2 separate regions of the Homo sapiens genome follow, and region 1 is linked to region 2. A link is an interaction called in ENCODE POLR2A ChIA-PET data of the cell type or tissue named here. Cell type or tissue: MCF 10A. All regions are shown on one strand.

Region 1 (5,000 bases), 460 kb after region 2:
TCAACTGATTATCCTGCCTCAGCCTCCTGAGCAGCTGAGATTACAGGTGCCTGCCACCATGCCCAGCTAATTTTTGTATTTTTAGTAGAGAAGACGGGGTTTCACCATGTCGGTCAGGCTGGTCTCAAACTCCTGACCTCAAGTGATCCACCTGCCTCAGCCTCCCACAGTGCTGGGATTACAGGCGTGAGCCACTGCTCCTGGCTGTCTTTGAAGGGATCGGTCCATTTCATCTAGTTTATCGCTTTTGTGGGCATGGAGTTGTTGTTTTTAAGAGTTGTTTGTATTATTCCTTTAAAGTGGGTGGATCCGTAATGATGTCCTGTCTTTCATTTCTGATATTAGTACAGTCATATCTTTCTTAATGACAAGGATTAAATATTCTGAGAAGTGCGTTCCATGGTTCATCATTGTGAGAACATTATAGAGTGTGCTTAACAAACCTGGGTGGTATAGCCATGTGGGCTGTATGGTAGAGCCCATTGCTCCTAGGCTCCACACCTGTACAGCATGTTACTGTGCTGAATACTATAGGCAGTTGCAACACAGTGGGCCCCTAAATATTTGTGTACGTAAACATAGAAAAGGTACAGTAAAAATACAGTATAAAAGATAAAAAATAACACTTGATACGGTTTGGATGTGTGGCACGTCCAAATCTCATGTTGAAATGTGACCTCCAATGTTGGAGGTGGGGTCTAGTGGGAGGTGTTTGGGTCATGGGGGTGGTTCACTCATCAATGGCTTGGTGCCCTCCCTGGGATAGTGAGTTCACCTCAGAGCTGATTGTTTAAAGGAGCCTAGGTCCTTCTCTCTGTCTCACTCCTTCTTTTGCCATGTGATATGCTGACTCCCCTTTTGCTGCCTTCTGCCCAGCGTAAAAGCTTATGGAGGGTGGGTATGGTGGCTCATGCCTGTAATCTCAACACTTTGGAAGGTCGAGGCAGGAGGATTGCTTGAGTCCAGGAGTTTGAGACCAGCCTGGGCAACATAGGGATACCCCATCTTTACAAAGAAATTAAAAATATGGCCGGGCACGGTTGCTCATGCCTGTAATCCCAGCACTTTGGGAGGCCAAGGTAGGTGCATCACCTGAGGTCAGGAGTTCGAGACCAGCCTGGCCAACTTGGTGAAACCCCATTTCTACTAAAAGTATAAAAATTAGCCAGGTGTGGTGGCGGGCACCTGTAATCCCAGCTACTTGGGAGGCTGAAGTAGGAGAATCGCTTGAACCCAGAAGGCGGAGGTTGCAGCGAACAGAGATCGTGCCATTGCACTCCAATATGGGTGACAGAGCAAGACTCTCTCTCAAAAAAAAAAAAAAAAAAAAAAAAGCCTGGTGCGGTGGCTCACGCCTGTAATCCCATCACTTTGGGAGGCTGAGGCGGGTGGATCACGAGGTCAGGAGATCGAGACCATCCTGGCTAACATGGTGATACTCCGTCTCTACTAAAAATACAAAAAATTGGCCGGGCGTGGCGGCGTGCGCTTGTAGTCCCAGCTACTCAGGAGGCTGAGGCAGGTGAATGGTGTGGACCCGGGAGGCAGAGCTTGTAGTGAGCTGAGATCGTGCCACTGCATTCCAGGCTGGGCGACAGAGCGAGACTCCGTCTCAAAAAAAAAAAAAAAGTTATGTAAATGGAATCATACAGTAGGTAACCTTTTGGGACTGACTTTTTTTACTCAACATAATCAGAGTTTATTTTGAAAGATGTTAGAAGGTGGCATTTAAGGTTTCAAAACTATAGAAGGGGACAGAGTAATGTTATGAATATTTGTGTACCACAATATTGTTTTTGCTTAAGTTTTTTTTTTTTTTTTTTTTTTTTAGTTATGTAGCATACTATAATGGAAATTCAAGTTCTTGCTAGTTCCTTGTCTACTTTTTTTTTTTTTTTTTTCTCAGACAGAGTCTCGCTCTGTCGCCCAGGCTGGATTGCTGTGGTGCGATCTCGGCTCACTGCATCCTCTGACTCCCGGGTTCAAGTAATTCTCAGACTCAGCCTCCCGAGTAGCTGGGATTACAGGTGCCAGCCACCGTGCCCAGCTAATTTTTTTGTATTTTTAATAGAGACGGGGTTTCACCTTCTCGGACTCCTGACCTTGTGATCCACCTGCCTTGGCCTCCCAAAGTGCTGGGATTGCAGGTGTTAGCCACTGTGCCCAGCCTATTTTTTTTAATATTAGAGGGTCCTGCTGTCAGCCAGGGTCACCCAGGCTGAAGTACAGTGGCGCAGTCACAGGTCACTGCCCCTTCAACCTCCTGGGCTCAAGCAGTCCTCTCGAATCAGTCTCTTGAGTAGGTGGGACTATAGGCACGTGCCACCACAGCGGGCTAATTATTTTCTTATTTTTAGAGACTGAGTCTTGCTGTGTTGCTCAGGGTGATCTCAATCTCCTGGGGCCAAGTGATCTTCTTGCTTCACTCTCCTAAAGTGCTGAGATTATAGGTGTGAGTCACTACACCAGGCCTGGAATACAATTTTTTTTTTTTCCTTTTTGGAGTTTTCCTCTGTCCTCCAGGTTGGAATGCAGTGGTGTGATCTCAGCTCACTGCAACCTCCACCTCCTGGGCTTAAACAATTTGTGCCTCAGCCTCTCCAGTAGCTGGAATTACAGATGCCTGCCACCATCTGGCTTTTTTTTTTTTTTTTTCTTTTGAGACGGAGTCTCGCTCTTTCGCCCAGTGGCATGATCTTGGCTCACTACAAGCTCCGCCTGCCGGGTTCACGCCATTCTCCTGCCTCAGCCTCCTGAGTAGCTGGGACTACAGGCGCCCGCCACCACGCCCAGCTAATTTTTTCTGTTTTTTTAGTAGAGACGGGGTTTCACCGTGTTAGCCAGGATGGTCGTGATCTCCTGACCCCATGATTCGCCTGCCTCAGCCTCCCAAAGTGCTGGGATTACAGGCGTGAGCCACCGCGCCCGGCCAATTTTTGTATTTTTAGTAGAGACAGGGTTTTGCTATGTTGCCAGGCTCGTCTTGAACTCCTGGCCTCAAGTGATCTGTCTGCCTTGGCCTCGGAATGCTGGGATTACAGGCGTGAGCCACTGAGCCCAGCCTGTTAGTACCTTTTTTTTTTAAGATGGAGTCTCGCTCTGTTGCCAGGCTGGAATGCAGTGGCACGGTTTTGGCTCACTGCAACCTCCGCTTCCCAGGTTCAAGTGATTCTCCTGCCTCAGCCTCCTGAGTAGCTGGGACTACAGGCATGTGCCACCACACCCAGCTGATTTTTGTATTTTTAGTAGAGACGGGGTTTCACAAAGTTGGCCAGGATGGTCTCGATCTCTCTTTTTTTTTTTTTTTTTTTTTTTGAGACAGGGTTTTGCTCTTGTTGCCTGTGCGATCTCAGCTCAACAGCAACCTCCGCCTCCCGAGTTCAAGCCATTCTCCTGCCTCAGCCTCCAGAATAGCTGGGATTACAGGCATGCGCCACCACACCCGGCTACTTTTGTATTTTTAATAGAGATGGGGTTTCTCCATGTTGGTCAGGCTGATCTTGAACTCCGGACCTCAGGTGATCCGCCAGCCTCAGCCTCCCAAAGTGCTGGGATTACAGGCGTGAGCCACCGCGCCTGGCCTGGTCTTGATCTCTTGACCACATGGTCCGCCCACCTGGCCTCACAAAGTGCTGGGACCGTGCCTGGCCGCGTTTCTTAAATAAACAGTGAAAATTGAGTTGGTTATAAATATCTGAAGTTTTGTTTGTGTTTTTTTAATATTTGTTTAAAAGTCACCTCTGTCATCTTATCAAATATTTTCATTTTGGAGATTGAATTTGTGGTGGCAGTTCTATATACCTCACTTTTATTTCTCCATTTTCCTTCTTCAGGAAGAATACAGAAATTCCATGCCTGCATCCAGTTTTCAGCAGCAAAAGCTGCGTGTCTGCGAGGTCTGTTCAGCCTACCTTGGTCTCCATGACAATGACCGTCGCCTGGCAGACCACTTCGGTGGCAAGTTACACTTGGGGTTCATTCAGATCCGAGAGAAGCTTGATCAGTTGAGGGTATGTTCATCTGTTTCTGGAGAAAGCTGAGGAGTCTTGGGGTGTTTTCACATTTCTTTAATTTTTAAAAACCTTATGTTTTGGCCGGGCGTGGTGGCTGATGCCTATAATCCCAGCACTTTGGGAGGCCGAGGTGGGCGAATCACCTGAGGTCAGGAGTTCGAGACCAGCCTGACCAACATGGTGAAACCCCGTCTCTACCGAAAAATTAGCCAGGTGTGTTGGTGTGAGCCTGTAATCTTAGGTACTCGGGAGGCTGGGGCAGAAGAATTGCTTAAACCCAGGAGGCAGAGGTTGCAGTGAGCCGAGATCATGCCATTGCATTCCAGCCTGGGCTATAGAGTAAGACTCCATCTCAAAAAAAAAACAAAAAACATTATGTTCTGATCTCTAAGAACTTGAGTTTTATAGTGAAATACGCAGATTTCATCACTTGGATTCACACAAGAGACATGATAGCTCAGAGTCCAAAGGAGCCTTGGAGATTTATTTTGGACCCTGTCGTTAAGGGAAGAAAATGGCAGAGCCTGTTCCCAGAATACATACAGCTCGTTGTGTATCTCTGAAATAACTTCTGTTAGGAGATGAGAAAGAATCTCTGGTTGGTCAAGACAGAGTGTCACACATCCTGGCTCCTTGCCTATGAGCCACCTCAGAAGGGCGGGGTGAAGATGGGGTTTTTCTGGTAGCATTGTACCATCCCAGCCCAGAGAAAACCTCTGTTCCTTCTTCAAGACTCTAAGACATTTAAAAACTTTTTTTTTTTTTTTTTTTTTTTTTTTTGAGATGGAGTCTCGCTCTGTCGCCCAGGCTGGAGTGCAGTGGCCCAATCTCGGCTTACTGCAAGCTCCGCCTCCCAGGTTCACACCATTTTCCTGCCTCAGCCTCCACAGTAGCTGGGACTACAGGTGCCTGCCACCACGCCCGGCTAATTTTTGTTGTTGTTGTTGTATTTTTAGTAGAGACGGGGCTTCATCGTGTTTGCCAGGA
Region 2 (5,000 bases):
TAAACCTGCACAGGTGCACTGCGTTGTCGTGGCCGGCAAAGTCTTGGGCAGTCCCCATGGCACAGTCTACCAGCCTCAGCATGCACTCTGTGGGTAGACGGTGCAGGTGGGCCAGGGCCAGGACCAGGCAGCACTCAGAGGGCTCCCCCAACCCACCCAGACTGTCCCCACTGGGCATGATGCTGGTCGGGGGAGCTGGTGCTAAAAGGGCTCCTGGCTGTGCCCTCCACGTGCCACTGGGACTAGGGGGTCCATCACTGCCAGGCTGTCGGCCTGCAGCTGGGCCAGTTCCCTCCTTAAAAGTCGCTGCCACCCGTGCATTCAGGCCCTGTGCTGGGCGCTGTGCCTGGTTCCTCACCTGCCTCATCATCTCCTGACTCCAGGACCCTCTCTAGGGCAGATGTCCTCACCCCACCCCAGAGACGAGGAGCCCGGGGCACAGGTGAGGCACCTGTCTTGGAACAGGGCACCAGTCAGCCCACTTGGCCCCCACCTAAGACAGGCCCAAACTGCATCCACCAGCACTCACCAGCAAAGCCAACAGCCAGGAGGTGGGTCCCGGGGGACAGGCTCAGGGACATGGCAAAAAAGGGCAGTGGTATCTTCTCCACCACCTGTGAGCAGCCAGCGTGAGGCTCCAGGCCTGTGGGCTCAGGGCTCAGCCAGGCCCCACCCACCACCCTGGATCCCTGGGGCTCCCAGTGACACGCGGGCAGCTGCGTGTACCTGCTTCTGGCAGAGGTTGTAGATGATCACCTCCTTGTAAACACCGGGGCCCACGTACATCAGGAGCGCCCCATCCCAAGGGCAGAAGGCAGCGAGGGAGGGTGGCAGGTGGCCCTGAGTCTGCAAAGGCGCAGCATGCTGCGGTGGGGTGGATGGGTACCGGCCCCACCCACAGTGCCAGGAGCATGGTTTACCTCCGTGGTGGCAGGCATTGGGAAACTCAACCAGTCCACAAGCTCACAGTGGTTCCGCAGCCAGTCGGAGGCCCAGACGCTGACCCGCTGGTCCCCACTGGCAGCCAGCCATAGGTCTGTGCCCTCCACCCCTAAGTCTTCACACTGGGAATGGAGTGGGTGAGGGCCGACAGGTGCCTTCTGCCAAGATGGTGCCTGCCCCCACCAGCACCCAGGCCCCCTCTCCCCAGCTCTTGGGGCTGCTTTACCTCTTTGCACGTGACACAGATGGTAGAGATTGGGGCGCCCTGGTGGTCACTCAGCACACGGAAGGTTGTCCCTGTGCAGGGGTGGCTCACAGCCACGAGCCCATCCTTGTCTCCAGAGAGGACAGTCTGACCTGGGACCATGCCGTCACCCTGTGAGCCCCCAGCCCGGAGACTGGACCTGGGCCAGGTCAGGACGGCACCATCCCCAACACACCCAACTCCTCACCATCGGTGGAGAAGGCAACAGTGGTCAGCGCCACCGGGTGGGGGTGCATCTTGAGCTCCATGGCCGTGCGGGAGACGCTGAAGATGCGCAGGGAGCCGTCACCGTAGCCAGCCGCTAGCCGCTGCTGCTCAGGGCGGCCACAGCACGGGGGGCTCCATGCCAGGCAGAGGCAGCTCTGGGGACCCACAGTGGGGAAACTTCAGCACTCACAGGGGCCCTGAGGACACACACCCAGGCCAGAGGGAGGAGGCGGCCCCGCCCATGCCAGGCCCCCCACTGAGCAGGCCCCCATCCCGCCCCCGGCCCGGGCACTCCCCACACACCTGGTTCAGCACCTGGAACTGGATCACAAGCTCCATGCTGGCCAAGGCCCACACCCGCACACTCCCATCCTCACTGCATGTGGCGCAGTGGGACTCCCCGGGGCTGAAGACCACCTCGTTCACCTGGGGGAAGCCGTAGCTAGGCTGGGGGTGTTGGCCCCTGGGCAGGGTAAAGGGACGCAGGCATTTCCTATTCCAGCCCCCAGGGCCGGGCTGTCCAAACCAGAGCATGTGCCTCTGGCCCCGGCCAACTCCACATGGCGGAAAGGAGCAATGCCGGCCCCCGTGTGTGTCCCTGCACTAGATCTGGGTGAGTCCAAACCAAAGCAAGCCCACTAGCCAGTCAAACCCGGCGGGATACCGAGGAGAAAGCTGTTCTGACAGCACCTCAAAGACAGGAGCGTGGCCGTGCATCCCTAGCAGGCTACAGACTGAGGCTGAAAGACAGGAGTGTGGCCGTGCGTCCCTAGCAGGCTGCAGACTGAGGCTGAAAGACAGGAGTGTGGCCGTGCGTCCCTAGCAGGCTGCAGACTGAGGCTGAAAGACAGGAGTGTGGCCGTGCGTCCCTAGCAGGCTGCAGACTGAGGTTGCAGCGAGCGCGCCATGCAGTCGCATTCCTCCTCCCAAAACCGCTGCACGCTGATTGGGGGGAAATGCAGACGTGTCATTATGCAGGTGCCACTGACAGCTGGGACTGCTGGACTGGCAGAAAGGAGACACAGCTGCCACTCACCAGTGAGAAGAAGCAATACAGCCTGGCACCAAATGTGAACTTTAAGTGCAAGTGGGAACACGATGCACTTCATTAAAAAAAAATCAGTTCAGCCGGGCGCGGTGGCTCATGCCTGTAATCCCAGCCCTTTGGGAGGCCAAGGTGGGCGGATCACGGGGTCAGGAGTTCGAGACCATCCTGGCTAACACGGTGAAACCCCGACTCTACTAAAAATACAAAAAATTAGTCGGGCGTGGTGGCGGGTGCCTGTAGTCCCAGCTACTTGGGAGGCTGAGACAGGAGAATGGTGTGAACCCGGGAGGCGGAGCTTGCAGTGAGCCAAGATCATGCCACTGCACTCCAGCCTGGGCGACAAGAAACTCCGTCTCAAAAAAAAAAAAAAAATTCAGTTCAGCTGAGCAATGAGGGACTGCAGGGACTCAGACCAGGACAGCTCAGTCCATCTCCCCGGGAGGGCCCTGGGCCCTACAAGGAAACGGCAAAGTCCAGGCCCAGGCAGAACCGCCCAGGCAGAACCACACAGGCGGGGCCCAGAATTCCTCGCACTTCCACATCACAGGAAGGCCACCAGTGACCACGGGCTCAGGTCACGGTCTCAGGACCCGAATTTCCCAGCCCTGGTGGATGGACACACACATGATCTATCCGTACAATGGAACAGTATTTGGCCATCAAGAGGGATGACTGGCTTGGCACACACAGCGGCTGGGATGACCCTGGAAACCATGCTCAGGGTGAGAAGCCAGGTGAGCCAGTTCCTACAGAATATCCTGAATGGGAAGACCCAGACACAGAAAGCCACTCAACGGTCGCCAGGGGCTGGGGAGGCGGGAAGCAGGGAGCGACCGAGGAACAGGCACGCACGGGGTTTCCTCTAGGCACGCACGGGGTTTCCAAAGCTGCTGAATATGCCAAAAGCCACCCCCTGAAACACACGGAGCTTGTGCTGTGACGACTACACCTCAGCAAACCTGCTTCCAGAAAAGTAAACAACCCTCACCTGTCTCAAACTCAACTTTCTTTGCTGGCTATCGTCATCTCCAAATACTAAAGACAGGTTTCTAAAGAAACAACCCAGGGGCAACTGGATGATGGGACTCAGCATCAAGGAAAAATCAATCCCGTGGGGCCCAGCTGACCACACGCAGAGCTCTTACACCCACAGGAGGAAGCCCATGGCCACAGCTGCTAGACCAACGCCACGCCAGGAACCTGGTCCAGCAGGGGAAGGAATGGCACCTGTCCTGCCGCCCCAATTCCGCCCAGGAGGCCACCTCTCCTAAGGCTGCAGCTGGCGGGTGAGGGGGCGACACGGTGGCTGTCCCAACCCCATGAGGCCACAGAGCTTCCAGACCAGGAGGTCCCAGAGAGATGAGTGCTGTGTACTTCTTGGAGACGCAGCTCCAGCACCAGGAGGCTGCAGGCCAGAGCTGGGCCTTACAGGACTAGACCCAACACCAACCAGAACCTGAACAGACCTGACCCAGAGAGAGCAGAACTTGACCCAGTAGCTACCTGGGCCTCCTGACCTCTTGAGCCTCAGAGAACAATCCCATGAGACTGAGTCAGCAAAGCCAGTCTATGGGAGGTGCAGGGACAGACGATGTGGGGTTTTTCATCTTTTTTTTTTCCTTTGAGATGGAGTCTCTGTCGCCCAGGCTGGAGTGCAGTGGTGCAATCTTGGTTCACTGCAACCTCTGCCTCCTGGGTTCAAGCGATTCTCTTGTCTCAGCCTCCAGAGTAGCTGGGATTACAGGTATACATCAAGAGGCCCGGCTAATTTTTGTATTTTCAGTAGAGATGGGATTTCGCCATGTTGACCAGGCTGGTCTCGAACTCCTGACCTCAGGTGATCCACCTGCCTTGGCCTCCCAGAGTGCTGGGATCACAGGCATGAACCACCACGCCCGGACTGATGTGATTTCTTTGACAATTACAAAAAACAAAAAACAAACAAACAAAAAAACGCAAAGCAATAGCAGGGAAAGGACAGTTTGAGAAGACCTGCAAGGCCTGCCAGGCGGCTCGCTTGTGCAGACACAACCGGGACGGCTTTGAGGGGACGTGCACACCCAAGACTTCCCCGCTGGGAACCCCAAGGCGGCCGCTGCGAGCCAGTGACGGCAGGACTTGGAATCATCTGGGCTGGTGGAGATGGAGCCGGCAGGCAGGGAGGGCACCAGGTTCGGCTGCCCCGCCTCTGCCCAGGCTGGAAGTCCCTCACCTTGCTCCTGTGGCCACTGATGAGACGTGTGCTGGTGCCCTCGGCCCAGCTGACAAACCACAGCGTGCCCGCCGTGGTGCCCACGACGCCCATGTCCACGCTGTCATCGAAGCTGGCACTCACCACAGCCCCGTCCAGCACCAGCTCGTGTTCCATGAACACAGAACTGGACCTCAGGGTGCAGGGAAGGAGAGAACAATGGGTCTCAAGGCCGATGACAAGAGCCAGCTGGGTCCCCAGCCGAGGCAGGGCCCTCAGCATTGCATCTCAGGACCTGGCTGTGCCCTCCCGGTGGAAGAAGAGAAAGCCCATGGAGCTGGGGCTTC

What was found. Peaks named below come from ENCODE experiments on the same cell type or tissue, not always from the same donor. Only the 100,000 strongest peaks of a DNase experiment are listed, where the experiment ranks them.
Region 1: POLR2A ChIA-PET joins it to region 2 with 5 read pairs; 2 of 35 experiments call an interaction of 5 or more read pairs at or near these places.

Annotation. Positions count from the first base shown.
Region 1 is chr16:198,072-203,071 of GRCh38, reverse strand. LUC7L (LUC7 like) reads left to right here. Exons shown (of 10, transcript NM_201412.3): 6 at 3,834-4,010. Among named protein-coding and RNA genes, the nearest start is that of HBQ1, 20 kb to the right of the region's middle. In MCF 10A, no CTCF peak of the experiment used is centred here; a DNase peak (open chromatin) is centred at 2,431.
Region 2 is chr16:662,519-667,518 of GRCh38, reverse strand. It overlaps WDR90 (WD repeat domain 90), which reads right to left. Exons shown (of 41, transcript NM_145294.5): 34 at 4,675-4,840; 35 at 1,718-1,840; 36 at 1,395-1,569; 37 at 1,169-1,299; 38 at 921-1,064; 39 at 727-846; 40 at 530-614; 41 at 1-87. Among named protein-coding and RNA genes, the nearest start is that of RHOT2, 3.1 kb to the left of the region's middle. In MCF 10A, no CTCF peak of the experiment used is centred here; no DNase peak of the experiment used is centred here.